2 separate regions of the Mus musculus genome follow, and region 2 is linked to region 1. The links are chromatin loops, found by intact Hi-C in ENCODE. Cell type or tissue: heart. All regions are shown on one strand. Each heading gives the region's core, and the rest is flanking DNA. Links, peaks and the distances in the headings are about the cores only. Region 1 overlaps Gm38534 (a long non-coding RNA gene). Region 2 overlaps Msi2 (musashi RNA-binding protein 2).

Region 1 (16,159 bases), core at 4,870-12,869:
GCTGACAGGGCCTGATGGATGGGACCTCGACTTTACACCCCCATTGCTCTATGAAAGAGCCCCCTGCCTCGCTGCTGATTGCAGCCAGTGGCCTGTGTTTCACGCATCTTCACTCCGTACCTGAGCCTGAATGTCCAATCCTGAGGGGTTACTCCTTCCATTAGCCACTGATTGCTTAACATGCCCCTCTTGTGTCCCTGATTTTGCTCTCAGTTTGAGAGGGGAGGGAGGGAGACTTATGCCAAGAGGCTGCAGTCATTGGTGAGCAGGAAACAGGTAATTTTTCTCCTACTGCAGCCTGGGGTGGTTAGAGGAGACAGGTGGGGGCTGATCACTTGCAAGGGCATGCCATGTGATGGGCTACATCTTCACCAAGAAGTACATCTGCTTCCAGACCCCACTGGTCCTGATAGAGGTCTGTAGCTGATCTCCTTGATACGGATAAACGTCCGCTTGGAGCCACGGGCAGGCTCTCTCTGAGACCAGAGTCCCACTGTCCCTTCCCAGCAGAAACCCAGCCATTCCAGCCTCTTGGTTCCAACTAGTTCTTTGTGGTCTTCATCCATGTTCATCCTCCAATAGCCTATTCCCATCTTCCTGAGTGCATAACAAGAACTGCATTTTCCAGTAGCCCCTGTAGCTAATGGGTGCAGTACAACTAAAGAGGAGGTCCCTGAAAGAATGTGAACTGGAGTGAGAGGTACCAGTCTAAGCCAGGAGAAGCCTTGGGGCAGGTTGCTGGGTTTTCTGTAGGATCTGTCCCTTTCTATCTAGCTGGAGCCATGGCAGCTCAGCCTCAGCCCTTGAAGACAGTGTCCAAAGATGGTAGAAGGATCTTGGGTGGAAAACCTAGCTCAAACTGCTACACATTAGGGAAGCAAACTCCTACCTGACCCAAACTATTTAGGTTCTTGTGGTTCTTAGTCACAGCAGCCAAGCCCATGGGCCAGGCTAACCCACAGCCCTGAGGGTTACCACCCAAGACCATGCATGCAACCCAACCGCATTCACAGACTCCAGAGAGGATGAGAGAAAAGGCGTCTACAGCAGACAAGCCTGTTCTCTCGGCCCCAGTCTGGGAGACCTGAGGCCAAGGAGACCAGCCCCAAACGCTTCTCACGTCTTCTCCTTCCTTAATTATATTCCCATTTGTAACCTGGACCCTGTCATTCTGTCCTCCCGTAATGGCTAGTTTCTATTCTGGGCCCTTTCCTTCTCGACCCTATTATCTTTTACAATATTCACGAGCTCAAGGGAGGAAGGGGTAAGCTTGCCCACCCCTTCTCTCTCTCTGTCTTTTTAAATATTTCAGTTGTTCCCAATCCTGATTTTTGCATTTCGATTTCCTGTGGTACAGTAAATTTATCTTGGTCATTCAATCAAGTTCTCTCCCGCTCTTCTCCCCCTTATCTTTCTGGCTCTGGGCTGGCTGAAAATACCTACATTATCTTTGCAGCCGATATGCCGGCTGGAGGAAAATCTGCAGATCGCCTTGATAGGGAGTCGTCTGAGGGGGAACCTCCTTGCTGCCAGTGGCTGCCACTGCTCTCTGTAGTGACAAGGACACAGCAGGAAACCTCCCCAGGCGACTTGACTTTCGTTCAAGGTTAAGCAAGTGCTGGCCACTTCCAGAGGTTCTGGGAGGGCTCTGCCCTAGAGTCTGTGCAGAGCCAGGCCTTCCTCTGGGTCTTTGTCCTTGGACAAAATGGACTTCCTGTGAGAGCCACTCTACACCTGACTTCAGACAGTGTGACCCTTGAACCTCTGCACTTCCGATAGCCATTTTTCAGTCAACGAGGGCTATGCTTATAGCTCTTGGTGGAATTGTAAATCAAAGCTCCAAAGGAATGTTTCTCCTTTGCTGCCCCACTTGGTGAGGGGACGAGTGTGTGTGTGTGTGTGTGTGTGTGTGTGTGTGTGCTGAAGACAGACAGCCCAGAGTGGCATCTAATTAATGATCTTCTTGCCACAGTCTCTTGCCTCTGGAATTAAAGACATGTGCCAGCACACATGGCTAAAGAGGCTTTCTTTGGTTATTATTATTTTTAAATTTTATTTATTTTATGTATATGAGTGTTTTGCCTGTATGTATATATGTGCACCATGTGTGTGCAATGCCTACAGAGGCCAGAAGAGGGCATCAGATCCCCTGAAACTGGAACTGCAGACAGTTTTGAGCCACAATGTGGGTGCTGGGAACCAAACTCAGGTCCTGGGCATGAATGAATAGCAAGTGCTCTTAACTACAGAGACATTGCTCCACCCCATGAGAACTTCTTTTACTTGTCTCTCTATTCACGGAACTCAGAGCATAGAGACAGTAGCAGGTGCAAATTTGCTCTATCCAAAAGGGGCAACTGGTCTAGAACTTAAGTGTCCAGTGGGTTGTCCTCAGGCATAAACTTGAGCACATGGCTCTGGCAATAGGTGGACTTGGTCAGCTGCCCACTCACTGGGAAGGAAGGAACACAGATCTTCTTTGATCGGGCCTCAGCTGACTCCTTTCCACCCCACCTCACCCCTTACACATACCTTTCTTATAATTGCTCTGCTAGGGAACTTCGGGACTTCAGCCAGTGGAAGGTGGGTGTGTTTAGCAGTCCCTTATCTGGGACCAGTCAACCTTCATGGGTCCGATTGTCATATTGTCTCATCCATCTTGAATCTACAGCTTGGCCTCCTGTAGCCATTGCTTCGATGTCAGTAAGGAAATGTCTCTTTCTGATTTACTTCCTCCCTTTACCTTGGGTTCCATCTTTGTGTTACATCTGAGGTCTTGGGTTAGAAGCCGGGAGAGGAGCAATGTTTGGACCCAACCAGATGGGCCCCTCTTAGCAAAGCTCGTGTGTCCTGTAAGCTCTGGTTATCTCTGAGGCTTCAACACTTGGGAACTGCATTTATCTTCCTGTAGAGGAGACCTGGTCGATATGGCTTGAACAAGAGAGAGATTTATTTTCTCTCTCATCTTAAAAGACAGACAGACAGACAGAGTAAGGCAGCCACATTTCTGTGTTTTATTCCCCCAGCCTCAGCACCTGGCTTCTGTCTGCAAGGTGGCTTCATCATGGCTTCTGGGGCACCAGACATTGTGAAAACATTCCAAGAAGTGGGTAAGCAGAAATAGCCAAAGAGCTTGCATCCATCTCTCATTGAGTGCAACCAGCTGAAAGGGAGACCGGGAACTGTATTGTTACCTGGAGTCTCAACTAGGAGAAGATTAGAATGGACACCGGCCAGAATGACAACTTGGAGTGTCTGTCACTGGAGTAGAGGTGAGGTGTGGAGGACCAGGACATCAGCTCTGAGTCTTTGTCCCCTTTAGCCCTTTTTCTTCTGTGTTCTTTTCTGTACTGGGTGGCTTGCCATGACTATAACAAAAGATCTGAAGCAAATATTTTATTAAACAAAAACTTACTTAGCTCATGGTTTGGGAGGTTCCAATGCAAAAGTGGCCCCGTTGCTTTGGGCACGCTATGAAAGTGGCAGGAAATACAGGCACAGGAACTCTCCTCTTGGCCAGGAGACAAAGGCACCAGGAAAGAGACTGCTGTCTCCAACACCCTCTAGGGACACGTCCTCCTGACACAAGAACCTCCCTCTAAACTGCACCTCCTGAAGGTTCCACCACTCCCCAGGAGTACCATCCTGGCAGCCAGCTACAGCCTCATGTATATAACTGGAGTGGCCACAGCTCTAAGCTCACTGTTAGCAATCCCAGCATTGTCTGATTACCACTGAGTGCTGTAGGAATCTATAGTCCAGAGGAGGTTCTGGACACATGCTGCCTGTTGGTACTCCTCTGCCATGACGTTTTTTTAAAAAGTAATTCTTATTTCTAGTTATGTATGTATGTATGTGGGTGGGTTTGTGCATGTGAGTGCAGTTGCCCTCAGAGGCCAGAAGGGGGCGATAGATCCATTTGAGCTGGAGTTAGAGACATAGGAACTCGAAACTGAACCTCTCTTTCTGCTGCTAGATCAGCAAGCGCTCTTAGCTGCTGAGCTGTCTCCTGGGTTCAAGTGCAATGGCATAGTTCTCACCTGCCTGTGACTGGTCCATGCCTTCTCTGGAAAAAGAAGAAAATGGCCATGCTCTCTCTTTAAGTTCCCATTCTCAAAGACTCAAGTCGCAAGGGAATGGTCTTCTGTTTTCTGCTACCTGTTCCCAACAGAAAGGCCAAAGTTCAAGGAAAACAGGGGCAGTGATGAGGACTGATGGCTTGATGTCCTTTCTGCTCACCTAAGGTCAATGCAGTGTTGAAAAGCCAGCCCTCCCTCCCAGTCATTGCCAAGGGAAATCCTGCATGGGCCATTCCAGGGACTGGGGTATCCACTCGGCCCTGGATCCAAGAAACTCACAGTCTAGCAGAGAGATCAGATCAGCAACTGCCTACAAGCCAAATCCAATCTGGCGGCTATTTTTTTTTTGTATAAATAAAGTTTTATTGGCACACAGCTGCACTCATGTGCGTGCATATTGCCTGTGCTGCTTTGTGCTACAACAGCAGGTTCAGTTTGACAGCTGTAGCACAGAAAAAAAGCCTAACGTTTTTACCACCTGGCTTTTTACAGAAATTATGCAAGCTTTTTTCCAAGGGAAGGAAAATAGCACTTAAAAAAGTATATATCAGCAGGTACTATATTTCAAACATTGGGCAGATGTGTGCCGGGGCACAGGAAAGACTAGCAAAGGAGGAGAGAGAGAGGGAGACATGGGCAAAGGCGACTCTAACCTTACCCACAAGGCTTCATTTAACAAGAAGAATAGACTTGGGAAGCTAAAAACTGATTTTTAAAAAAGAAAATATTGGGGCCAGAGTGACAGTTCCATGGTTAAGAGCACTGGCTTCTCTGCCACTTCCAAAGGACCTGGGTTTAGTTCCTAGTACCCACATGGCAGCTCATAACTGTCTATAATTCCTGTCTCAGGGGATCCAACAGCCTCTTCTGGCCTCTGGGAGCACTTCACACACGTAAACAGATATATATGCAAGCAAAACACCCATACACACCAAATAATAAAAGAAAGAAAGAAAGAAAGAAAGAAAGAAAGAAAGAAAGAAAGAAAGAGAGAAAGAGAGAAAGAGAGAAGAAGAGAGAGAGAGGGAGAGAAGGAGAAAGGAAGGAAAGAAGGAAGGAGGAAAGGAGGAAGGGAGGGAGGGAGGGAAGGAAGGAAGGAAGGGAAGAAGGAAGGAAGGAAGGAAGGAAGGAAGGAAGGAAGGAAGGAAGGAAGGAAGGAGATACTGATTGGATGTGCTATGTTTAATGTTCTTATAGATTCTGTCTTAGTCAGGGTTTCTATTCCTGCACAAATCATGACCAAGAAGCAAGTTGGGGAGGAAAAGGTTTATTCAGCTTACACTTCCACACTGCTGTTCATCACCAAGGGAAGTCAGAACAGGAACTCAAGCAGGTCAGGAAGCAGGAGCTGATGCAGAGACCATGGAGGAATGTTACTTACTGGCTTGCTTCCCCTGGCTTGCTCAGCTTGCTTGCTTATAGAACCCAGCACTACCAGCCCAGGGATGGCACCACCCACCAGGGGTCCTTCCCGCCCCCCCCCCCATCACTAATTGAGAAAATGCCCTACAGCTGGATCTCATGAAGGCATTTCCTCAGGGGAGGCTCCTTTCTCTGTGATAACTCCAGCTTGTGTCAAGTTGACACACAAAACCAGCCAGTACCGATCCCGAATAAGATGAAAATTAATCTGACCCATTTGGAAGGCAATTTGAAAAGATGTTCTAAGAGCCTTAGATATGTTTTTGGTCTCCTCATCCCCACTCTGGCAATCCATTTGAGTCATAAACTAAAAGATCAAAATATCTTTATAAGCAAACATATCCACTGTGCTATGATCTAGAATCTAGAGCCGCTGAGATGGCCACTTGTATATCTTTGGGAAAGCAGGGACGTTCTCTTCTTGACACTAGTATACTTTCTCTTTCTGTATATTTCTTTCCAGAAGGTGGTGTCAGTTCCAGAATGGAGAATTCACTTATCATTTTGAATCCTAAGGGCTCTGGAAGGGTGTTGTCAGTGACTGGATATTTATGCCCCACCCTCCAATCAAAGGTTGCAATCCTGGTCCATGGTGTGATAGGATCAGGAAGCAGACCTTTGGGAGCTGGCTAGACCCTGGGGATAGTGCCCTTGTGAATGAGACCCGAAGACTCCGTCCCTCGGGCATGGGAGGACACAATGAGAAGAAGTCATCGGAAGCTGGCCTTTGTGAGACACTGAATCTCTTGATCTTGAACTTGTCAGCCTTCACAGCCAAGAGATCAAGGTCTGTTGTTTAGAAGCCACCCAGTCTACAGCATGCTCTTCTCAGAGCCAGAATAGACTAATACGGGTGCTAAGAGCATCCTTGACTCCATGAAGACAGAATAGGAAGCAAGCGTGAATCACCTCATCCGTAGAGTCAGGAAAGCGAAGGGGTCTGGAGCTACAGATGCTCCAAGTGCAGTGGTCTCAGCTCAACCACAAGCCACCTTGGTCCCTGTACACTCAGTCTTCTGCCACTGAGAACCCGGGGGGTTGGGAGTTTGCAAAGCTGGCCTCTCCTGGCATCCTACTCCCTCTGGTGCTGGAGTTGAACCTCTTGGCCCAATCCCAGGAGCATCTGCAGAGGGAGGGAGTTGGGTCAAGGATAGAGAAGCATCATGGGAAGAGAGGAGTCCTTTATTTTCTCCAGGGGCTTTTGGGTGGCTGGAATCCCTGCCTTCTGAAAGGTTTCTTCTATTCGGACCATCACCAGGTTCTGAAATCTTCAGGGGTGATTAACCATAAGGTGTTGTTTTCTCTTAGCAACAATAGTGTTTGTTTGGGCATCTCTTCCATTACCTTCAAGGGCAAGATGGGGACAGGGCAAAGAGGGACTGGGGAAGTGGGTGCCTTCATGGCTAAGAGCAAGTACTGCTCTTACCGAGGACCTATGCTCAGTCCCCAGATCCAGCACCTCCGTGTGACTCCTCACTCATGTGCATATGCATGGCTAGACACAAAATTTAAAAATAATCTTTAGCCAGGTGGTGGTGGCACGTGTCTTAAACCCCAGCACTTGTGAGGCAGAAGTAGGTGGATCTCTTTGAGTTCAAGACCAGCCTGTTTTATAGAAAGATTCCAGGACAGTAAGAGCTACATAGAGAAACTCTGCCTTCCCCACTAAAAGAACTACACACACACACACACACACACACACACGAAAACAGAAAACAGAGGGAGAAGAACCAGCAAGATGATTCAACAATTAAGTGTGTGTACTGCTCTTGCAAGGACCTGAATTCATGGCCCAGCACCTACATCACTTGGCTTACAACTCCCTGTATCTCCAGCTCCAGATGGGCTGACACCTTCTTCTGGGTTCTGCAGACATTTCCACTCTTGTACACATACCCACATGAAGGCAAGCAGGCACGCACGCATGTGCGCGCACAATTATTATTACTATTATTATTATTATTATTATTATTATTGGTTTTTTGAGACAGGGTTTCTCTGTATTACCCAGTCTGTCCTGGAACTCACTCTGTAGACCAGGCTGGCCTCGAACTCAGAAATCTGTCTGCCTCTGCTTCCTGAGTGCTGGGATTAAAGGCATTTGCCACCATTGCCTGGCATGCACGCACAATTTATAAGTTATAAAAATAGATAACAATAAAACTCTTTTTAATAAGAGACAAAATAATAAGGAAGCCAGTTCTCAGTCTGTGCAATAGTTTGGACTCCCTTGGCAAAAGGGTTGCTTGAAGATGGGGGACAGGCTGCTTTTGGGGGGGGGTGTAGATGGGGCTGCTCTACAGATCTCAGCCCTTGGTTTTGAGTCAGCTGGAGTGGACCTAAAAGCCGGCCTGACTTCACCTTGACTCGGCCATTTGACCTCGGCATCTATGACCTAGACATCTATGCTCTTTGCATCCCATCTGCCTCAGTATAGAGTGGAGGACTCTCTTTCGGAAAGTATTGCTGAAAATATCAGAAATGTTTCTAACTCACCCCATACAATCAGTGGAGCACGGCGGGTGCTCGCAGACGTCATTCTTATTCATACAACGGTCTGTTCTGGTGACTCGAGGAGCAGTGACCTAGAATCACTCAGAAAGAATAGTGGCTCTTGTATGTTTCCCAAACAAAACAGGACACTGTCCCCCCACTCCCACCCGCCACCCCAAATCTGATGCATTCAAGCCTTCAAGGAACGACTGGAATACAGTGTCTGTCCCATGCCTACTGCAGCAGTGCAGCCCCCCTGAGCCAAGCAGGACAGGACAGCAGCCACTGCTGGAGCCATGCATTTCTATCACAGAGAAACCAACCTCTCTTCCACCGACACTGAAACTGCCCATCCCCCATCCTGGAGTCCCATGAATCCAGGTTGCCTCTCTTCAGCAACAGGACAAAGCCCCTCCAGGGCTCCATTTCTTACATTCAGTAGGTGATTGTCACTTGCTGCCCAGTTGATCTTCCCATTTCTCTGGGTCTCATCCACAGGAAGTGCAGCTGAAGGGTGGATGGAACACCTGCGGCTCTGAGCCCTGCAGAATTCCTCCTTCCAAACAGTAAGGAGCCTGCACATTCCCGGATCCAGCACCCTGCAGGGCTGAGGCAGAGGGATCTCACTCAAGCCTAGCCTGGGCTTCATAGTGAGGTCCTGTCTCAACTAGGCAAACAAAAGCAACAGAAAGAAAAGAAGGAGTCAAAGAATCTGCAGGGCAGAAGGATTGCCAGGCCCCTCTATGGCTGACTCGCCCCGGCTGGTAACACATTATCAAGCCAGTTCAGAGGAGCCACTGTTCTCAAATCAAGAATTAGGTTTATGTCTGGGTCTACTCCAGAACACTGGCTGCTCCCTGCCTAACCATAGCCGCCTCTGGAAGTCCCAGGTTGTAGTTCACTCCAGGGACGAAGCATGGGGACATGCCAACAGGACACAGGGCACAGTCTGATGCAGCTGAGTCAGTTCTGGATGCTTTAGAGAGGCACGGGGTAGGGGGGTGGGGTCGCAGGGGGCGGGGGGGGGTTCGCGGGGGCGGGGCCTGGGGGCGCGGGGGGGGGGCAGGGGGCGCTCTGGTCCTTCCGGCTCCCTCTAGCTTTGCTTCCTGGCTTGGTATTATAGATCTGAGAGATGCAGACTGCTGAGCTCTCGGCAGGAGCAGCTGTGTCCCTGGCTCTCCCTCTGTGGCCTGGAGTGCCTCTGGCCAGGCCTCAAGCAGTCACATGCAGATGACAGCTGTGGTGGCACCAGGACTCAGGCGCCCATCACATGGCTGCCCTTCGCTTCTGGCCTTCCCTAGGGACAGTTGCTCCTTAGCACACAAGAGTAGCGAATGGCCAGTGGTGCCTTGGGAAAGGAGCAGAGGAGGGTGGGCCCTGAGTAACGACATCTGCTTCTGAGTCCTTTGGTCTAAAGTCGAGGTTCACATCTCTCTTTTTTGTATCCCAGCAAGGGCAGGAAGCTGCTTTTCCAACCCCAAATCAGTATCTCAGTGGTCCCTAGAGCAGGAAGTCTTAGAAAGAAATCAGCTCAGACAGGAACTTTAAAAGAAAAGTAGGTGTTTGTTCAGTGCCTGCCTGACCTCAGGTTCACCAAATTCCTTCCCCAGCCCAGTACCTAGGAGTCCTGGCCGAGGCTAGGCCTTGAGCTTGGTGACCCTCTTGGAATCCCCCTATTTTAATGTCAACACCCAACCCAAGAGCTGGAGCTTCCTACCTCTATCTCATGCCACCCTAACACCCTTCCACCAGAGCATAGATTTCTCATAAACCTTCGCAGAATCTTCTGATTCTATGAGGTAGCTTTGCTAGCCACAAGAATACAGGAGCTGAGGCTGGGAGCTGGGGAGTCAGTCTCTCTCCAGCCTAGAGCGAGACCTCATTGCTCGGCCTCTCGTGGCGAGAGAGCGCCCCCTGCTGCCCAAGCCCAGCTGGTACCACACAGCCCGAATGAGGGATGAGGGACAAAGATGGGGCGGAGGGGACACCCAGAGAAGGGACTGTAGGTTTGTCATTCAGAGAGTTTCCACCTCAGGACACACTGCCTGGCTCAACCTGGCAGGGAAAAAAAGGTTCAGACTCTCTGTGCTAACATCTGCCTGTGGCGACAGTTTGGGCGTAACAGTCCGTCTAGGGGGCGTGGAGTAGCTCTCTAAGGCACCTCGATTAAAAGACGCGGTCTGGTTTGAAGCCATGGCTCCACCGCGCACTACCCTCAGACTTGGGCATGCGGTTTAACCTCTGAAAACGGGTTTCTTCATTAAACTGAGATAATCAATAGCGCATACATCACAGCAATGGTTTACAGAGATAATTCATGTAAAACGCACACTGAGCTTTCAATAACAGCAACTCTCTGGTATCGATTCGCCTGACACCCCTACAAATGAGTGATAAGAGCTAACTAGGGCTCGTGGACCCAAGTCAGGGGATTTGCTTTTCCAAGGCGCTTTCATCATTAAATGGATCTGGTCTAGTTCCATGGGCACATTTGAGGAAAACAACGTTGCCTAAAGGGGGAAATAAATGCCAGAGACATTCACAAAACATCAACCATAAACAATTACTAAACACATTGATCAATGCTCAGAGCTCTACAATAAAGACAGGGAGAAAGTTATGGCCCAGGACCTTTTGTCCCACGCTTCCCATGCTACCAATCCCCACCTGACCCCTGGTTGATGAATTACTCTTTGGGCTACAAATATGCTGAAGTATCTCCTTACCAAAAAAAAGCAACTGCACGAAATGCTCCTCCAGGGAGCGCCCGCCCACCCCAAATGTCAACAGCCGACTCAGTGAAAGGCTACATGGTGTCTTCTGTCAGCTCTCAAGTTTGATAGACCAGGTGTTGGTGCCCACAGCACTCCACCTGCCCTCTTTAAAGTCACCATGACTTGTACACAGCGCATCCAGAGCTCTGTTTGCAAACCTCATCCCTCCTCCATTAGCAAGGTTTTGACATAACTAGTGGATGCTCTTGGCCCCCTTCCCGCTTAGGGAACTGTGCCCTCCACTCCAGCTAGGCTCCTCTCAGCCACCCCGGCTCCTCCAGCAATGAATTATCTCTGCAAACCATTGCATCATGTCTCCTCACATCTCATCCCTGCGTTCCCACTTATTAGTGGCAACCTCACACATGCGGTTACTTGGTCAAACAATGTGGCTATCCTCTCTCCTTGCTACCTTTCTTCTGCCCCCACCCCCTTTCTAAGACAAGCTCTCATGTAGCCCAGGTTAGCCTTAAACTCGATATCTAGCTGAGGATGGCTTTGAACTGGCATTAGAGGCCTGCCCCACCATGTGGTTCTATGTGGTGTTGGGGGATCTAACTGAAAGCCTTGTGCATGCTAGGAAAACTAACCACCAATCAAACTGTAAATCTCCTACTGTCTCTTTCTTTCACACCCTCAACCGGAACATCAGCAGATCTAGTCCGTTTTACCTTTCAGATGTGTCTAGACTCTTCCTGCTTCTTGTTCCACTATTCTACATAGTCCATACCACCACTATCTCCTGGCTGCTCGCCCAGCTTCTACCCACAATCCTCTGCTGGTATTTCCACATGCCAGTGGACTTTCCAAAGATTCCATGTTTGGAATGTACAGTTCTTCCACTCAACAGAGCCATCCATGATCACACCCTTGGTGTCTTCTCTGATGTCATCACCCTTGCTCATGTCTGCCAGGCTTCTTTGCTGGAATGTACCTAGCTAGCAGCATGATTCTGTCATATGGGGCTCTGTTCTTTTTTCCTTTCTTTCCTGAATGTTACGACCCCAGGCTCTGAATTCACTGGGCTCCTTCCTTATATCATTCATGTTTCTACATAAAGAGCAAAGCCCATTCCTTCCCCTTTACAGAATGAAGTTTTTCATGGCAGTCATCACCCCTGGATATATTATTATAAATCTGATACTTTGTCTCCTCCGACTAAGCTCCGGGGAATCGAGGGGCTTTGTTTCTGTTCACTACTGTATCTACACGTCCTAGTCTGATGTCTGGAACAGTAACTGCTCAGGAAATGTACTAATTGCAGAAGTGAGTTAGTGCACACTGGAGGTCCCACCCATGACCTGAGGCCAGAGATGTTTCCAGGACTCTGTGCCTTGCCTATCACCAATGATCTATGAAATAGAGATAAAGACTCCGCCTTCTTGTTTTCAAAACTGGTGAGCATGGGCTGCTAGGTAAAGATGCTTGCCCACAAGCCTGACGACCTGAGTTCATTCCCAGGACCTGCATGGTAGAAGGTGAGAACAGACTCCTACAGGTTCTCCTCTGACCTCCACATGCACATTATGGTGCATGTGTGTGCACACACACACACACACTCACACACACACACAAGCACACACAAATAAGTAAATCGGTGTGATTAAAAATTTAAAAGAAAACTGTAAATATTGATTACGTAGAGCTTGGGCCTTCTTCTTCTTCCATTTCTGGATTCTCACATTAGATTTCTCTTTCTCTCCATCACAGAGGCAGAGACACACTTGTGGAACCACCTCTCTCTCTCCTTCATCAGTCTCTCTCATTCATTGTTCCGGTGATATGCCCAAAGAAATGAGCATTCCGGTGAGGCCAGCTGGGGCTGGGATGGTCCTGGCTGTTTCTAATAACACTCTTAAATAAACCCGGGATGCACCTGACCTTGTAAAAACGTTGGGAGCAAAGGGGTCAGTGTTTCTCAGAACAAATCTCCTTTCCTATTTCATGTGATGATGAACTGTGGGATTGTGCGTCCGGCAAGAAAGCCTGAAAAGAAGTCAGCCTTTCCCCAGCAACCGCTCCCTCCGCAGAGCCTCTTCCCTTCCTAAGGAGTCATGCTCCTCCCACCTGACGAGCATTTGACTAAATAGGCAAGCACACAAGTTCACCACTGCCATTAGTGGGCTAGACACTAAATGGACGTGTTTACGGGGCACTGAGATGGAAGATGGACGGAGTGCAGAGGCAGCTAAGAGGAAATTAGGCAGTAGCTGAGGTTAGACACTGGTGCAGAGTGCACTGGGTGCACTGGGGAGAGTGGGGTTAAAGATTGCTGCTCAGGAGTGGACTGAATGCAGATGTGATGTCAGGAGTATCTGGAGGGCAGGGTGAGCTCCAAGTGCAGATTTATTAGAGTCCCAGATTTGGAGCCTAAATAATTGGACACTTGGCTTCCCAGAAGACTTTAATTTTTCATCCTGTGCTTGCAACTCTCTCTCTCTCTCTCCCCACCCCCCGTTCCTCTGTCTCTGTCTCTATCCCTGTCTCCCAGTCTCTCTGTCTCTCTCTCTGCGTGTGTGTGTGTGTGAGTGTGTGTGTGTGAGTGTGTGTGTGTGTGTGTATGCAGAAGTCTGAAGTACTTAGATGCTGTATGTCTTTCTCAATTGCCGCCAACCTTATTCTCCTGAGACACAGTCTCTCATTCCCTCAAGCTCACCATTCACCTCAACTGACAAACAAGTCCCAGGATCCTCTAGCCTCTCCCTCCCCAACGCTGGGATGGCAGCCATGAGCTTCGGAGCTCTTGCATAAGGTCTGGAAACTGAGCTCAGCCTCTCCTCTTTCCCCACTAAGCCATCTCTCCCCAGATCCCTACTCCAATGTGTTCTCCCCAGTACACTAGCAGCTCTAACCCACCAGTCTCACTGCGTCCTTTCTGTGAGTCTTGATTCTCATCCTTAGATCTGGGTGACGGTAGTCATCCTCGCTGAACCTCGAAATGAGAAACAGTCCACCCCCTGGAAAGTGTCTGGGATACAGTAAACGCATGCTACCCGTGTCACGTTACTATTACCTCCCAGCCTCCTAGCCTGACCCCTGAACTCTTGTGCCTGTCTCCCATCACAAAGCCATCACTGTATCTTTGTCCCACTCCCAGAAAGCCTCCTGCAAAGGGAGCCTTTGCGGTAAGACTCCTTGTGTTGTAGCTTGTCAAAAGACCCTCACTCACACAAAGAGCACAGAGACCGCCATCGTTACAAAACGCATGAGGATTTTGCTTATCCAACATGTTGGGGAACCCCCTCTCAGCACGCAGGCCGGAGGAGAGACCCAGAACAAAGAAAGAACACACTTTTTATACTTTTGTAAGGACCAGATATAAGCACCAGGGTAATTTGGCTTATTTTAATTGGTGTAGCCAATAACTTTTTTAGACATTGGTTGGTTTGTAGAGGGTGACTCTCATTTTGTCTGTCCTTGAGGTTTTTAGCGTGAGGTAGGGCAGGGGAATTGTTTATCTTGTTTTGGAAGCTTAGTAATTTTAACCATTAAAACTATGTTTCTATATTTGTTTAGTCAGCCAGCTTTTTATCTGACTCTGTATTTGTCCTGCTAGTACAGTTTCGAAAGTCCTTTTGAAGGGGGAAGGTACTGGGTAGTCTTGAATTTGTTTTGGATATTACACTTGTCAATGTAGGTTGAACTCAACTTGGAGATTGCTCCTCAGCCCACAGCATCAACATCCAATCTCTCTCTCTCTCTCTCTCTCTCTCTCTCTCTCTCTCTCTCTCTCTCTGTGTGTGTGTGTGTGTGTGTGTGTGTGTGTGTGTGTGTGTGTGTGTGTGTGTGAAACAATACAGTCATGACAGGAGGGCCCTCCCCTGAGAGCACTGCCACCCTGGCAGGCTTTGGTGGACACCTGCTCCTGTCTTTCTCTGTTCTAGTGACTCACAGGTGTGCCTCTCTATTTCCCTTTGTGTCACACCTTCCAACAGAGAGAGGCGTGTAAATACTGGCATTGCTCTTTTTCTCTCAACATCAAAATAAGCAGGGGACCAGTGAGGGCGGGTTTTTCCTCCTTCCTGGAGGAATTCAAATGTCCTAACCTGCAAGCACCTTTATTTCACATCCTAAAGAAGAAGAACAGTGAACCCATTGACCAGGTAAGTAGACTGAGCTCCCGGTCCATCCAGCTGCAGTGGGATACATTAGAAGGAATCAGAATTAGTCAACATGGCTGCAGACTGGTGTAGGAACCAGGGAACATCCCAGTTGGTTTGGTTTGGTTTTTGGTTTTTCGAGACAGGGTTTCTCTGTGTAGCCCTGGCTGTCCTGGAACTTTGTAGACCAGGCTGGCTTCACACTCAGAAATCTGCCTGCCTCTGCCTCCCGAGTGCTGGGATTAAAGGCGTGCGCCACCACACCCGGCTGAAAGTCCCAATTGGATAGCTGGGGTATTAGCTACTTTCTACGTTGCTACTATCATAAACCATCTCGAAAAAAAAAAAAAAACAAATTCAGGAAGGCAGGTTTGTTTTGGTTTCAGGAGGATTAGGCCTATCATAATGGGAAAGAGGTATGGCAGGGCTGTGGCAGCAGGAATATGTGACTGAGATGTCTCACATCTTGGTGGACCAGGAAGCAGAAGCAGAAGGGGGTGTGGCCTACTCTGCTTCTTGGGGAAATTCTTAGTCTCCCCAAGCATCGAGCCTGGGAAGTACAGCGTATATATTAAACCATAACAGTCATTTCTAAATTGCTGCAAGATCAGACTGCTGCGCTGCCCCGTGGGGGAGAGGGGCAGAGTGACCACTGGAGGTTTGAAATGAGAACAAGGGCTCACAATCAGCTTCTACTGCATCGTGAGTTGGTTTGACCGCATCTTCCAGAAAGAACCAGAGGGCTAAATGGGGGTGGCGGGTAATGTTTCATGTGTCAAAGAGTTTAAAACTTAAAAACCAGGAAAATTTCTTTCTTTCTTTCTTTCTTTCTTTCTTTCTTTCTTTCTTTCTTTTTTTTTTTTGAGAGACGGTTTCTCTGTGCAGCCCTGGCTGTCCTGGCACTCACTTTGTAGACCAGGCTGGCCTCGAACTCAGAAATCCGCCTGTCTCTGCCTCCCGAGTGCTGGGATTAAAGGTGTGTGCCACCACGCCCGGCTTGAGAATTCTTATTTTTTATTCGTGTGTGTGTGTGTGTGTGTGTGTGTGTGTGCATGTGCTCATGTGCTCCCGCACACACAGGTCCCCACAGGGGCCAGGGGCCAGAAGAGGGTGTCAGATCCCTAGAGCTGGAGTGGCAGGTGGCTGTGAGCTTCCCCACCGGGCACTGGGAACTGAACTCAGGTCCTCTGCAAGAGCAGCAAGTGTTTTTTTTTTTTTTTTTTAAATATTTTTTTTTTTAAGATTTATTTATTTATTGTAAGTACACTGTAGCTGTCCTCAGACACTCCAG
Region 2 (16,159 bases), core at 3,011-11,010, 300 kb before region 1:
GGTACCAGGCGCTGTGCTCACAGGACAGCATGTGGAAACTAGTATCATGGGGAAACCGGTTTGTAAACCGGGAACATGAATTCTGAGGCCAGTGGTTTTTCCCACTGTCTATGGTGGCCTACCCCTGCCTGGTTCATAGACTTTGCCAGCATGGGTTGGGTTTCCCTTGCCCCCAACCAAGCATCATCTGTGGACATCCCCAGCGTCCATCTGTAGAGCTAGTCACACTTAGCCACCACCTCTTCTTCAGCATCCTATTCATCTGCACACTTGTCGCTTTGTGTCACAATGGTGGGTTTTCCTATCTCCTTTCTCAGCAAATTATTTGGGTGGTATAATTTTTTTTTTAAGTACAGAATTTATTTTGTGTAGAATAAAATAAGTTTGAAAGTAGAGTTTTTGCAACGGCAGCTAGTTAATAAGTGGTACGCTGGATTGGGATTAGGCCCTAGTTTTTTAAAAGTGTTATTTGTACTTATTTATACCTGTGAGATGACTCAAGTGGATAAAGGTGCCTGCTACCAAGCCTGGCAGTCTGAGTTCAATTCTCTTAACCTGTTTGGTGAAAGGAGAGAATTCACTCCCCGAGGTTGTCCTCTGACCCCTGTGTGAGCCATGGCACAGCCATAGTAAATACTGACAGTTGTTATTACATTCTTACCTGATTGTATGTGCATTGTGTGTACTGTGGAATGATCCACAGTGGTTTATGTGCCCATCACCTCTAATGCTTTCATAGTGAGTGACTTTACAATGCCCTCTGTAGGCAGTTGTGATATGCGTGACGTGATGTGCTCTGGTTAACTGTAGCTGCTACCATGCTAGCTGAGGAATCGCTGCCGAGTCTTCCTGACTGTGGCTGAAACTTGATGCCCTTTGACTGACTTCTTTCCCTTCCTGGACATCCCACCCCCACCCCTGACAGCTGCTGTTTGCCTAGCTTCTTTTTCTGTCCCAACTTCTTTCAATTCCACGTGCGGGTGTGACCATGTTGGATTTGACTTATTGGAGCTGACTTAGTTCACTGAACATAAGAGTCGTCCTGTAGGGTTGGGTTCACCCATCTGTCACAAATGACAGCAGTTCCCTTTTTTAGAATGGATGACTAACTACTGCCCCCACGTGTGTGTGTGTGCACATGTGCAAACATATGTACACATACACTCTCTTCATCTGCTTTTCCATTGATGAGTACTTCTCTTGACTGTCATAAATAGGGGTGCAGTGGCGTGCTCCCCACAGCTTTTTATTAGGCATCTATAGTCTACCTTCTACACTGCGTCAGCACAGAGGTATTTAACAGTCACTACTTTAGCTTCCGTGGATCATACGTGTTAGTGGAAGGTTAAAGGGAAGGCATGCAGGGAGCAGCAGGTAATAAGAACCTCAGGCCATGTGTTTGGCCATGAAGAAAACAGAAATGGCCCACGTAAGAGATGGTGTTTGGGGTTTCTGGTAATTGGTGCTGAGTGAGTGGACAGGAAGGCTCCCTTAGGAGCTTTGTGAAGTTCTGGGGTACAGTCATTCTCAGCAGAGGGGCATTGAGAATCCCTGTGACGGGATGGAACTTGCTGGTTGAAGAAGCAGAAGGAGGACAAGTGTGTTGAGAACTGTGCCAGGAAGGTTCCCGGTGGCTCACGTGAGCAGCCTTGGGAGCAAAGGGAAGAAGTGGGATTTTTAAGAACCACTGGAAGCGAAGCCTCTGGAAGGCTCTCTTGGCAAACAAAGGACAAAGGCTGTGTTTTTAAAGGTCACCTAGTCCCAGTTCCCTGGGGATTGAGTTGGGGAGACTCAGGGCCACTAGAGGCAACCTGGCCTGAGGCCCAGCCAATCCTTGGGCTGCATCTCTCTCTCTCTAATCCACTGTCCTCCTCCCCTGAGTCCCTTTTGCACTTCAAGTCAATATAGCATGTTTACCACTTAATTAGAAAATCGTTTTTACTGTCCAGAGCCTCACCACTCAGGAAAACTGGGGGATGACTCTCTTTCAAAGGAAGGCCCACTGGGGACATCCCAGGCCCTCCATGATGAGTCTGTTGCTCTTCAGGTGGCACTGAGTGATGGATTTATGTTCCATGTGGGATTGTCTGAGGGGGTAAAGAAACTCACCCTTCCTTGAAAATTCTTTGTGTCTAGGAAGCCCTGTATTTGAGTGTTATCCTAGCTGTGCCTGAGGAGACACCGAAGGGTGGTGATTAGCTCCCCTCAGCACATGGGAGACTGGACGTCTGAGAAGTTGTGGGTCTTGAGTAAGAGTGGAGCCCAGGCCTTGTGAGGCCATGACCCCTGCAGTTATTTCCTGTACTGTCATGGCACTGGTTCAGCCCTTGGGGTAAATGTATGCCTAGGGGAGGGGAACCTAACCCAGTGACCAAACTGTTGAACCCAGGAGAGTTTTGTAATGGATGGTGAAAGCAGGGGAGGCATTGCTGTGCTCTGTAGTGGTGAAGAGCTTTGAAAGGAAATAAACATAGGTGTGGTATCTAGAAGTACCCCTGGGACAAGGAGTTGGCCCTCACTGAGACTCAGTATGCTGATCCATGGAATGGGAGAAAAAATAAAGGCACTGCCTTCTTGGGCCACAGCCAGGAGTGAATGAGCGAGTTTATGAAAGGGACCCAGTCAGGGGCTCAGCACAGGAAGTGCACTCAGTAAATATTTGCCATTATGCAGAACACTGGGAACAGATGATACAGGAATGAAGAATGCCTGATCATAAATTTCTAGGAAAACGGGTGTGCTGGTGTTCTGGGTATTATTGGGTTCTCTGCAAAGTGTGGAACCAAACCGAACCAAAACCGTAATAGCCAGTCTGCAAATGAAGGGAGAGAGATCCAGGCTGGACCTGGCTCAGCTAGGGTGAAACTAGGCAGGCTTCTATGTTAAATAGAAGCTGAGAGATTTGTTCCAGAAAGATGAGCATGGATATGGGCAGCCCAGGATAACTTGGTTTGGGGCAGGGAACCTTCCAGAGTGTACAGAGGTAGAAAGTTGAGTGTAACCTTAGCCGTTAGGGTATGGATTGCTGTGGGGATTCCAGTAAAGCCACTCCTTTGTGACAACTGTGAATCACTAAAGCTGAGGCACCTGCTACCAAGCTTAGAAAACTGACTCTGCTAATTGTCCTTTTACTTCCATGTGCATGCTGTGGTACACGTCTGCTCACACATTTGTACACACGCACACACAAAAACATAAGTTTTAGATTTGGAAGGATTAGCCTTGAGCCCTCCCCAGAGGTTGAGGAGGCCATCACGCCACAAAAATGTGCTCTGGTTTGGAAGGAAACACCCCACCCCCACCCCACCCTGCTTTTTCCCTTCTCCTGGGGTGGGGCTGTGGGGGACTCCAGCCACCTGCTTCTCCCCAGCTGAGAGCCATTTGACACCAGGACATCAGAGAGGCTTGCAGCCTGGAGACTGCTGTGCACACTGCTCCTGAGTCTCCAAAGTGGAATGGGAGACTTGGGTGGCAGGTGACATGTACCCCTGAACCTCAGGAGAGTATTGCCCACCCCACTCCACTCCCCCACAGGGTGGGGTTTGGAATTCCTTGGGAGTGTCTCTGCCAGTTGGTGAGATATATTTTTGGGCAATAACCCAACTTTTGAATTTTTGTTATTTCCCATCCCGGTTCATTTCCTCACAATCAATCAATCAATCAATCAATCAATCAATCTATCTATCTATCTATCTATCTATCTATCTATCTATCTATCTATCTATCTTTCCTCCTTCCTTCCTTCCTTCCTTCCTTCCTTCCTTCCTTCCTTCCTTCCTTCCTCCTTCCTTCCTCCTTCCTTCCTTCCTTCCTTCCTTCCTTCCTTCCTTCCTTCCTTCCTTCCTTCCTTCCTTCCTTCCTTCCTCCCTCCCTCCCTCCCTCCCTCCCTCCCTCCCTCCCTCCCTTCCTTCCTTCCTTCCTTCCTTCCTTTCCTCTCTCTCTCTCTCTCTCTCTCTCTCTCTCTCTCTCTCTCTCTCTCTCTCTCTCTCTAAATCATATTGTAAGTTATCTTTTTAAGACGCTTCCAGTCCCTTTGGGACAAAGTGAGGCAAAAATAAATAAATGAAGGCCCTTGGTTTTCCTTGCATGTCACCCTCACAGATGACTCTGAGCCAGACCTCTTGGGTGCCAGTAGACTGAAACTCACAGTTGCTCTCTGGGAGGAGCTGATGGGAGGAGACTGCTATTCCTGGGGATCTCAGCATGGCAGTGGGGTGGCCTGGGTGTTAAATCAAGGACATATGTGAAGGTCTGGGGAGAGAAAGAAAAGTTGGTTTTCATGGGTGAGCACCTAGCTGAGTCTAATGTGCACAGAAGCCCTTCCTCAAAGCTCTGTCCTTGGCGCTTTCTTTTCTTCCACACGAGACAGGGCTGCATTTTTCTGGCCAGAGGTATGAGGAAAGAAAAGAGGAGGACTTTGTGTTCTTGTGTTACAAGTGGATCAAACAATTCCCGATGGGGCCCTACCAGAAAGTTCACATCCTGTTTCTAGTAGCTGGCTGGCCGTAAAGCATTTCCGCCTTGGTTTTACAGTGTTGAGATTGAATCCAGGCCTTTGGGTCTTCTAGGTGAATGATCTACCACTGAGCTGCAGTCCCTTTCCAGTCTGCTTTATGAGATGGGGTTGTCAGGGCTGTCCTTAAACAAGCTCTGTAGTCCAGACAGCCTTGCCTCAGTCTCTTGAGTAGCCGATTTCTGAGTCTGTATCACTAGGACCTGACTTAATACATGTTCACCCTGCTGTGGAAAGGAAGGTCTGGCCTTTACAGGGCCTAATCTAGAGGGGAAAACTGACAGACCAGCACTACACAGATATGAATCCACTTGTAATTACAGATTGCCGTAGGTGCTGTGGACAGAAAGCACAGGGGCCTCTCTGGGGGAGGCTCGTCCTCTGTAGTCTCTGCCTTCCGTACATTTTCCCAAGTCATGGGTTGGAACCAGTCCCCTGTCCCCTGAGACAAGCCAGGCATCCCTCTGCATAGTGAAAGGGACAAGGAAAAGGAAGGTAGTGAGGACCATAAATTTTCAGTTCCCCACTGGGCCACCTGTCCCAAACAGCAGGGGTCCCATAAGCAACCCTCTGGGGATTCAGTAACGGGTGCCTGCCATTTCTCAGAAGGAGCTGGCCACAGAGATAAGACCACATTGACAAGGGGGGCATAAATTGTTACCTGTGCCCTTGGGGTACCCCCCTTCCTCCATACCCCCTCCTTCCCAAGCTGTGGGGTTGGATTTAGCAACAGGCTTTTGGTTGGCGGGATGGAGAGAGAGCTGACTTTCTGGTGGCTGGGTATAATCACTGAGATGCAGAGTGCTGATAGCGGGAATCAATTTAATTTCTGTTGCTCGGTGACGAAGAGAGGGGGAGGGGCAGGAAGGTCAGGGCTATTTTGAAAGCCACTGTTCAGTTAAGGAAACGGAATATTCCCTCTAAGAAATTTTCAAAATTATGATCTTTCCTGGGTAGAAAAGTTGGAAGTGGGTTGAGGTTGAGGGCTTTCGTCAGAAGAGCAGGGAGGATAGCTGGAACAGGGGGCATAGCCTGGAACACCCCCACACTGTGTTAGGAGGAAACCAGGGCCCTGAGCACGAAGCTCACTGGTCAAGAGGGAGTTAATTGCCTTTTGTATCTGTCCCAGGTCTCAGTGAAGATGTGGACACCTTCCTTAAGTGTCTGATTCCTGAGATGTGTAGAGGTATTTGTTCGGGCTTTGTGCTTTGTGGGGTCTCTCAGGTGGATGGAAAGCTGAGTGGGACTTGGTGGGTCTGGGTGAAGATTAGTTTTCCCTGAGACTGTGACATTTCTGTGGGATTGCCTGACTGGGGGGCATTGCAGAATCACCTTTTTGGCTGATGATAGAAACTGGATTTTTCTCTCTTTCTCCTTCTCCTCCTCCTCCTCCTCCTCCTCTCTCTCTTGATGGGGGGAAGGAGTTTTGAAGGCAGGCCAATCCCAGCCTTATCTGGAAGTAACGTTCGCTATCATGGGCAAGATGGATGTTGAAGATTTTTCTGAGGTGCAGGACAGGATCTTTGGCTTGAAGGGACTTGCAGACCAGAGGATTTAGGGTCATTTCCTGGCCAGTCATTAAGTTCTGTGATAGCCCCATGTCTATACAAGAACCAGAGCGAGGAGTTGCAATGATAAAGAACTAGAGACTTATAACCCAGTGTGGAAAGGGTCTGCCCGAATTCAAATGCTGCTTACAAGGTATCAATGGACGAAGAAAGCTTGCGCCTCTCTCCCGCCCGCAGTCTGGAAGTACTTTATAATCTTGTGCCTGGGATATTTGAGTTATGGGCCGAGCAGTTCAGAATCAGCAAGGCTTCCTGGCTGAGGCATTATGGACTGGACAAGTGATCCTTAATGCTGATCTCCTCAAAATCAGGGCGTTATTTTGACCTTGAATTACTGTTGACCATTTTTGACCCGGAAGGCATCATAGCCATTTTGAGATGTGGCTACCGGATGGGGAGGCAGGGCATTCAGAGATGAGCCAGACGGGCGATGACAGTCATCTGTGTGCAAACAATGGGTTAAAGGAACAAAGAAAGGGTCACCCTTCTAGGCCCAGCTTGGGATGGAAAGCCACAGACCTCGCCCCACCCCCCTTATTTAATAAATGTTTTGAGACAGGGTCTCATGTAGCCTCTAGTCTGGCCTAAAATTTACTATGTATCTGAAAATGGCCTTAAATGGGACCCTCTTGTCTCTGCCTCCCAAATGCTGGGATTACAGGTACCAAGTGCGCTGCCAGACTGGGCTTCGTTTCTTCTTCAACACTACAGTGTTTGCTATCTCATGATTAAAGACTTCTATGACCCTTGTATCTGTCAACTCAACATCGGCCAGCTATTCCTTATCAGCTAGGCCTACCCTGGGTTTGATCAGCACCTTTGGTCTGGCTGAGTCAGAGCTAAGCTTTCAGTCTAGCATGTAGCTAAAAGAGGCCAAGAGAAGGTAGGAGACCTACACGACTGCCAAAGGGCAGAGAGGCCTCTTTGCCCTGGAGCTTGTCTTCTAAAAAGTGAGCATGCCTGTTTATAATTTGTCAGACTTCTCCAGTTCTTAAGTGAGCAGCAGCCTCTGCAGGCTCACATAACCGGAAACTGAGGCCAGTGTCTGCTCACTGCTGTGCCCCATGGCTGTGTCCACATGTGATCCTGAGTGAGAAGGGTGGGCAGACAGGTTTTGTTCTGGGTCTCTCGTTATCCTGGAGAGCCTCGCTACACTGTCTGTGCCTGGTGAGTTGACACCTGAAATACAGAGCCGAAGAGACATTTTAGGGACCGGACCTGAGGAGACAGAAGCCCAGAAGGCAAAAGGCTCAAAAACTGGCCTCCAGTCTTTTTCCTGAGGCTAAGAGACGGAGCTCTGGGATCTCTTTCCTGTCAACACTGCCCCCTGCTGCTGCCCCATCACAGCAGGCACCTGGCCACACTGGAGAGAATGTTTTCAGGCTGAGCAGCGCGGCCTTCTGTGGGAGGCAGTGACGCTGGTAACCCATGGATGTGAGCACAGCCTTTATGTTTTGTTTCCATTGACGGGGATGGGTTTTCAGAACCACCCACTCCCTCGCCTGGGCTGATGACTTGCAGGGACAAGATGGCTGAGCAGGGAGATGCAGGGAGTATGCTCCTCCCTCCAAGGCCAATTTGGTGTTAATTTTTGGCCCTAAGTGGCAGTGGCCTGAGTCTGAACATCCCAGTTTGCCTCTCTAGGAGTGAGAAATGGAGTGTGTTCTGTATGCTGCTGTGCATCTTGCAGTCTGAGATCTGCTGGCTTGGGCTGCAGAGATGATGAGGCCAGGGTGTTTGTTTTGTTTTGTTTTAATTAATTAAATTTTATTTTATATGCATTGTTGTGAGGGTATCAGATCCCCTGGAACTGGAGTTACAGACAGTTGTGAGCTGCCATGTAGGTACTGGGAATTGAACTTCCAGTCCTCTGGAAGAGTGCTCTTAACCAATGAGCCATCACTCTGGCCCGTGCTCCCCCCGCCCCCGGGCCAGGGATTTTTAGAGAACTAAACACTAAAGTACCAGTACAGAGAAAGGCTTCTGCCGTGACTAAGAACAGCATTTGAACCTCGGCTTTAGAGCTTTACAGTTGTTTGGACCTCTGAACTCTTGGAGCCTACTTGAGGAGAAGGAGACCCTGGGGAGAACAAGCTCTTCTGTGATAAGTGTGCCGCTTTCCCTTCTCTCAGCCTGCCTGCCTTCCTACCTCCCTGCTGTCATGGTGGTTAATTGGGACATAAGGAGTACCCAGCCTGTGGCCTGGCACACAGTGGGTATACAGGCAGCAGTAATAGTCACGGTGTTTTTCACCACTTTCTTGGCAAATACCTTACATGCAGGGGTTTCTTTTGTTGTAATTTCACTCTGGTCGCTTCAGGAGGAGACCCTCTTCCTCCAGCGCTTCCTCTTGTCCATGCCTTCAGGCATAAAAGTTGGGTTCCACTTTACATTATGGTCTTATACATCAGTACAGCCGATTTTGATAAACCCTCAAAGGATGTTGACCTTCTTGGTTTTCAGGCATGAGTGGCTTCACTCCCTTAAGGAGGAATTGCCGTGAAATGTAACCGCTTGAAGGGGATGGTGCATGCGCGTTTGCTTTTCATAAGTAGCATGGCGTTCACTGGCTTCCATACTGACTAGTCAGCCAGCCTCGCCACCTATCCTCCTGAGAAGGAATGGATGTTTTGTTCAGTGTGTCCCCTCTCCTGGGAAACAGCTACAACCCTGCATTCTATTGTCCAAGATGAGGTGGGTGAAGTCTGAGGGAGGATGTTGAAGAGACCCTGGAAAGGCCCCTCAGGGTGGAGTGGAAATGAGGAAGGCACTGGCCTGTGGCCATGTAGTCCTTCCTTTCTTCCTGATCTTCCTGACAGGTGTGTAGAATGGCATCTCCTGCTGGCATTTCTGGGGGCCTTAGGATATCTCTGGCAGACAGGGCTGGAAATTTGATGCTGTGAGACAGGAGGAGAGGACCTGAGAATGCTTATTTAAAAAACAAAACAAAACAAAAAACCCTGCCCTAATCCAAACCCAAGGGCTGAGGAAAGGCTACTAGCTGTGATGTACACTCTTTCAGGCCAGCCTGGAAGGTGTTAGGAGTCACCTGGATAACTCTTAGACAGCCTTGGGGGGAAACATGAAGGTTCGGGTACTTTGGGTCTTGCTCCTTGTTAGAAAGTTAGAAGGTTCAAAGCTGGGGCTTGAGGGAGTGGGTTGGAAGGGGCTTGTGGCTTTGTGTGAGTTTTTTCTGGCCTCAGCTGTACTGTAGGTAAGGAGGGAGCACATGTGGAGCCCCTTGGGTGTCTCAGCCTCCTGCTTCTCCTGGCCCTTTTTTTTCTCTCCACCCACTCCCTGGTTTGGCAGAGGCTTGCAGAGAGCTCCACAGGGGCCATGTGTTCTGGGGCAGCAGCTGTCGGTGCTGACTAATGAGACTTCCTGGTGGCTTCAGTGGCACACGTGGCTGCAGCAGGAACTGCTGCTTCTCATGTGCCAGCCTGTGCTCCAGCTACTCAAGAGGGGTTCCGGATGCTGCTGCTGCTGCTGCTGCTGCTGCTGCTGCTGCTGCTGCTGCTGCTGCTGCTGCTAAGTCCTGGTCAGAGGCTACTAGTAGGGAAAGCTCACAGGACATCTCTGTGCAGCTGGGAGTGTTCGGTCCCTGGGAAGGATACCTAAAGACAATGGAAAAGTTGGCCTATCTGAACTAGCCAGTTCTACCCCTGTAAGGCAGGCCTGCCACAGCTTCAGGCTTCCTGAGGCTGCAGGCTAGACACAATTACTCTGTAGCCATGTGTCCTTGGTAAAATGTGCCCCCTCTGTGAACTCCACTTTCCTCAGAGGTAGATGAGATAACTGTCCTTCCTACCACACAGGGCTTGTTGAAAGGGCCCGATGAGGCCCTGGAGTGGTATATCTGGCCCTGATTCACCTCATCTGTGGGGCAGGAAGCCCTTCCTTCACCCTAGTGCTGAGTCTTCAAAACAAAAGGCAGGTGGGGTTCTTGGTCCAATAGCCAGTGTCTGGGCCTGTTAGGGAGAGCCTCTGATGGCTGTTTTCTCCAGGATGCAGTGTCCCAGAAAGGTTTATCAGCTAAACCTGCCTGGCTCCAGAGAAGCCAACACAGACTTCCTGGTAAACAGCCCCTGGTCACAAATGCCTTTGTGCAAGTTTTTGAAGAAGATCCCCAAAGCCTGTTTCGGGTCACCAGACCACGTGTGTGTCTGGAGATGAACTGTGTGAGGGGAGATGCTTGCTCCTGAAATGAGACATTTTGTTCAGTACCTAGGAGCCTTTCATGTGACATTGAAATCAGGTGCTGAGCCACCCAGATGCCAGAGGGTTTGAAGTTGAAAGTTGACTCTGCCCCCTGTGGCGACAAGGCTCTGTCAGCCTGAATTCCAATTTTCTGAGGGTTTTGTCTACTGCCAACTCAGCTGTGCTTGCTTTCTCAGCACCTTTGGGTCTGTTTCTGTTGTGTTGTCGGGTTTTGTTTTTGTTTGCGTGTGTTTTGGTAGTTAGGGGAGGGATGGGCTACTGACAGGGCAAGGGGGCATTTAACCATTTATTCTTTTTAGTAGGTTTAATTGTATGAAGATTATAATGCATACAAACGCCTGTAATTAGGGGAGTTGGTTCTGTAAGACAGTGTTTTAGTGAAGAAAATTACAGTGTTCATAAGCCGTCTGAGGAGGAGGCAGTATATATTAACATGCAACTAGTTTTTGTTAATTTGTGCTGTTTACCAGTATTCCCCAGAGGTGCGTCCCTGAGGTCCAGCAACGCTTCACCCTGCAATGCTATCCATTAGTCTCCCTGTAGCTAACCTGCCACATAGAGCTTTGCGGCGGGTGGTGCTAGAGCGACCAAACTTCCTTCTACAACAAAAAGAGTGCCTTTTGGGTCTTGAGTCAGATATTTAGGAGTCCCTGCTGTGTGAGGTTGGGGCCTAGGCCACTTGGGCTCTAGTGACGCTTCCGCTCTAGTGCTGGCGTGCTGAACACGTATACACAAAGGCAGTACGGCGGATTATGAGCAGCATCAAGAACAGTACCAGGTTGGGGCGGGGGGCGTGAGGATAGTGACTTAGGCATCCAGGGCAAAGCTGCCTCTCAGAGGCAGGTCACATGGTTTGTTCAGTGCCCAAGGTATGAATAAGCTATGTGAGGTCAGAAAAGAGAAAAGGGGACGATAGACCAGAAGACTTCAGAGAGCCAGAGGCTTGCCGGGGGTAGGGCGGAGTTTGGATTTATTCCTGAGGCATTTGGAAGCTAGAAATGAAGGGCCCACTGCAAGGGAGCCTCTGTCTCTGCCCCTTGGGGGATTGTGCCACATCTGTGTCAACAATGTCAAGCATTGGCCTTGCTCCTGGTGGTGAGCTCTTTAGGTCCCCACAGAGTCCTGAGTTTTCATGGCAACCCTTTGGGCACCAGTTTAAGGAAAAGTTGACCACGTATTTTGCCCAAGTGCCCTGGGCTTGTAGAAGTGGTGAGTCCTGCTGGAAGAGCATTGTGACTTACTGAATTGATTCAGGACTCAAAGCATGGTTCAGAAGGAGGCATGGGGGGCGGGGTTTGAAAGAGCAGCTGAAAATGGGAGGGGCTTTCTGGCACCTGCGCAGTGTATGGGAGGAACACTATCATCTGATGGGACAAGAAGGTGGTGTTAGGGAAGAAGGGTTGGGGCAGGCCTTAAGGCTTGTGATTTTGCCATGTGGGTACAGTCCCATTAGCTGCTGGTGGGCTGCTTCACAATGGTTTAACTAAGCCAGCTGCTCCCTTAAGGACACTTCCAAAGAGCCTCTGACGATTCCAGCCAACAAGTTTAGACCACCCTGTTCTGAAAGGGTGACTCCAGATATGGTGGGCCAGTTATAGATGGCTTGGCTTATTTGTGTGATTATCCTGGCTCCTCCTGTCACACAAGGAAGGCCCGGCTGTCCAGTCAAGCCAGTCAGAGGATAAGTATGTGGAGCAGCGTCTAGAGTCTCCGGTTTTATAGCTGTTCTTCCAATACCCGCAGTGTCTGGAACACCAGTTGGCTGGTTCCCTGTGGGTTACCTGAGCTAGGAGCTCTGTTCCATTCCAACATTGTTCTGGGAATGAAAGCTGTCTCTACCCTCCAGCGCTGAGCAGTTTGTCTGGTGGGCAGCCTCGACCTGGTGGGTTGTGTCAGGAAGTTTTTTTGAAATATCACCAATGTTTCTCCTGTTCCCTTCGATCTAGCTGTGAATACCCAGGTCTCTTAGTTTACATTTCAGACCAGGGAGACTGGTGGATAAAGTTGCAAGTTGCTTACCAGAAGCAGGCTTCTACGAGTCTGCTTCCTCGGCGATCCTCCCCGGGGCTCTCCAGCGGGCACACTCCTCTGGCCTTGCTGAAAGATGATTAGCTGCAATGAAATAAAGATGTCCTTAATTGTGGTGTGGGAAAGCAATCCCATAAGCATTCATTTACTCAAGCCCAGAGAGTGTGAGAAAGAGCCTGCCTGACATGTTGTTCTTTTCCATTAACACTCTGATAATAAACAGCTTAGATGCACTGAGAAAAATTAATGTAACTATTGAAACTATCGTGCACATGTAGGTAATTTATTAAGGACAATTAAAAGGCTTTAAAAATCATTGGTGAGGTAAAGTGAACAGGAAGCGGGTATGTGGTTCATCTTGCCAGGGAGCCCGCCCAGAGGTGTGTGCAGCCCTTCTCCTCCCATTGCCCTTACTCCATTAGAGTGACAGAATACAGAAAGCAGGGGTCCTGGCGCTCCAGAGGCTCGGCTGGACATTGTAGGCTGACTCCCCGCCTCTATCAGCCAGGAAGACAGTGAACCTGTGCAGAGCCACTGGCACCCTCCTCGGGGAGGGGGGGTCTCCTCCAGTCTTCTGGGACTTACAAGGTCACACCTGGCCTTGGATTAAATTTGCATTAGCGCTGAAAGCCTCTGGAAGCAGGGAGAGAGGGAAAAGGAAGGTAGGATTCAGATGACACTGTCATTTGCTGCTAAGTAGCCTAGACCCTGGGTCTGGCACTGTGTTAAATGTTCCTGAGCCTCACCTGCCCATCAGCAAAAGAAACAGTGAACAGGGCTGGTGTCAGGGATCATGTAGGACCACGTGTTCCTCAGCTCCGTATCAGACACCCATGCACGAACTGCTCAGTCATGATTTAGTATTCTCTGTTGTCATTAAGGGCATCGTTGTTAGACTGCTGACCGAGGGCCAAACCAAGACTGAAACTCAGATTCTAACTCCAAAGCCAGTTAGTGTCTTTGATGATGTAGTGGTACCTGGACACCGCCCCCTCCCCTCTGAGCACTCCCCACAGTTGTTTTGAAGGGCTTTTGGTATAATGCTCTGTGTGAGTGCAAGAACACTCAGCACTGTTGGGGACTGTGGGGATCTTCAGGGATGGAGCAGGTCTTGTTCCTGGCTTCACCCAGCTCAGCCCTCCTCTACCTCTGTCCTGAATCTGAGTGTGTGGAGCTACTTGTCAGAAGGACAATGCCAGCCAAAGACAACCTAAGGAAGGACAGATCCCTCAGTGTGAGGGTTCAGCATATCATTACAGAGTAGGGGAGAGAGAACCCCTTATGTCATTGTGGGACTGGAAGCAGAGAGGAGAGTGCCCATCATTAAGTGTCCACCAACCCCTCTCCTGGACTCCTCTCCCTGCTCCCCCCCCCCCCGCCCCGCCCCAAGTCTGGATCCTCATGTGCTGCTCACATCCAGGGCTGGTCCTTGCCTCTCAGTTAACCCTCAGACCAGCCTCTGCTAGGTGATTCTGAACCCAGTGAATTTGACACTGCAGCATAAACCATCCCAGCTGGTGTGGCATATTGGCCCCAACATGGGATTTTTCTGCACATAGACCAGAGTTGCTAGAATTTGTTTTGTTTTTGCTTTGTGTGTGTGTGTGTGTGTGTGTGTGTGTGTGTGTGTGTGTGTGTGTGTGTGTGTGTGTGTGTGTGTTATTCAGTGACCTGAGAAATCTTTGACATCATGGCTGGAAGTTTCTTTTTTCAATTAAACTTTTAAATTAAAATATAATCACATCACTTCCCTAATTTTTTCCCTCCCTTCCACCTTTCTCATGTCCCCACCCTCCTAGGCCCCCCACACTCCCTCAAATTGATGACCTTTTCCTATTAATATTTATTTATTTATTTATTTATTTATTTATTTATTTATTTATTTATTTATTTGGTTTTTCAAGACAGGGTTTCTCTGTGTAGCCCTGGCTGTCCTGGAACTCACTCTGTAGACCAGGCTGGCCTCGAACTCAGAAATCCACTTGCCTCTGCCTCCCGAGTGCTGGGATTAAAGGCGTGTGCCACCACTGCCTGGCATTTTTTTGTTTTGTTTTGTATTATGATTATCCATACACAAATATATAAACATAGCTTGCTTATGTTGTTTGTGTGTGTGTGATGATTCCAGGGCTGACCACTCTGTCCTGGATAACTAATTCCCTCATCCCTTTAGAGGCTAAGTTCTCTCTCAACCATCTTTAGTTGCCTAAAATTCTTTTTTTTTTTTAGGGGTGGGGCCACTGTGAGACCCCCACCCCCACCCCCAAGGTTAGCAAGTTTATTAATACGGTCCTTGCTCACTTAGGTCTTGTTTGGGCAGCTATTTCTAGGAGACAGAACCTCACAGCAGACTTCCTAGTGCCCTGGCTCTTACCATCCTTGCTCCTTCTTTCCTGATGTTCCCTGAGCCTTAGGTGAAGTTGTGCTGACTTTGGGTCTTGGCTCTTCACATCTGTTGGTCTATGCATTGTTACTGTTTTCTATAATGTTCTTCCTTGCTCTAAAGAGAGGTTTCTTTGATGAGAGGTGAGAGCTATCCATCTCGTTGGGTATAAGTTTTAGAATGTTAGGAATTAAGCTGGTAATCAAAAGTTTCTTAAACATAGATACATTAAAACAGCATGCCTTTCTTGGAGGTTGGGCGCTGTTGATAGTGCTTTGAGTGGCTTATTTTTATTTGATTCTGTTTTTTTTCCCAGCTTGATCATAGACACATATGTTATGTGTCCATTATAGACATATGCATCTATTTGCAAGAAGTAATTTTTAGTTCACATACTGACTAGAAAGGAAAATGAAGTGTGTTAGCTCAGACACGTCAGACGCGACAGACTTTTTCCTCTTCACATGCCACAAATGAGCAGAGAAAAATCACTCGCCTCTGCTATTAAAAGCTAGAGAGCCTGTAAAAATATAGTAAATTATAGAGACATTATCAAAGTTTATAGGCACTAGAATTTGACCTTCAGCAAATCCAACATCGGAGGGAGCAGGGTTTTCTTTTCTTTCTTCAAAATGGAACTGGAGAGGGAGGAAAAAGATTTATTACCTTGCGTGGCTAAGTGGCAACTGGAAATGGCATGTCTCAGTTTAAGAGAGAGAGAGAGAGAGAGAGAGAGAGAGAGAGAGAGAGAGAGAGAGAGAGAGAGAGAGAGAAGGGGGGGTCAAACTGCATACTTTACAGGAACTCAGTATGCCTTGAAAGATTAGAACTTGGGGCTGAAGCAATACCTCAGTTGTTAAGAGCACCTGCTGCTCTCTGAGAGGACCTGGGTTCTCAGCACCCACATAGCAGCTCACAGCCATCTATAACCCCAGTTCCAGGGGATCTCATGCCCTCTTCTGACCCACACAGTTTGCATATATACATGCAGACAAAACTCTAAAATACAGAAAATAAAAATAAATCTTTTATAAAAGTTAAAACTTCATGGAAAAGGTGTCTGCCCTTTTGCACAGCTTGCCCCTCCGTCGACCTCTGACTCTTTGGGACTCTTCATACAGGGGTTTGTTGTGTATCTATCTATCCATGTTCTTTTATGTATTTGTGGAGGATATAATGGAATATCGGTTTAGTTTTGCAGACTGCCACAAAAACCCTCTCCCACCTTACTCTGTCCTTTCCCTGACACAAGAGGAAATGGTGTGTGTGTGTGTGTGTGTGTGTGTGATGCATCTGCAGTTGTCTGATTTTCTCTCGGGGTCCAGGGAGCATCCTCTCTGGTTGATAAGAGTGAGTCGGTGGGGATGAGTGGCTGTCCAAGGCAGTCCACAAAGCTGAAGCACTGGGGACCCAATTCCTGTGTCCTTTACCTGTAGTGACTTTGAGACC

The links. A loop is a pair of places that touch in the nucleus more often than their neighbours do. Peaks named below come from ENCODE experiments on the same cell type or tissue, not always from the same donor. Only the 100,000 strongest peaks of a DNase experiment are listed, where the experiment ranks them.
Region 2: it touches region 1 in a loop (2.1-fold over the local background); 5 of 42 quality-filtered maps call a loop at or near these places.

What each region holds. Positions count from the first base shown.
Region 1 is chr11:88,246,164-88,262,322 of GRCm38, reverse strand. It overlaps Gm38534 (a long non-coding RNA gene), which reads right to left. Exons shown (of 4, transcript XR_001780289.2): 2 at 8,428-8,601; 3 at 7,998-8,086; 4 at 5,810-6,624. Among named protein-coding and RNA genes, the nearest start is that of Gm34366, 15 kb to the left of the region's middle. In heart, for the core only: no CTCF peak of the experiment used is centred there; DNase peaks (open chromatin) are centred at 8,782, 9,242 and 9,922; H3K4me3 peaks cover 470 bases; H3K27ac peaks cover 3,734 bases.
Region 2 is chr11:88,544,487-88,560,645 of GRCm38, reverse strand. The region is part of intron 6 of Msi2 (musashi RNA-binding protein 2); the gene reads left to right. Among named protein-coding and RNA genes, the nearest start is that of 0610039H22Rik, 67 kb to the left of the region's middle. In heart, for the core only: CTCF peaks have their summits at 7,425 (motif pointing left) and 10,411; DNase peaks (open chromatin) are centred at 3,385, 4,485, 7,445, 9,465 and 3 weaker places; H3K4me3 peaks cover 781 bases; H3K27ac peaks cover 7,584 bases.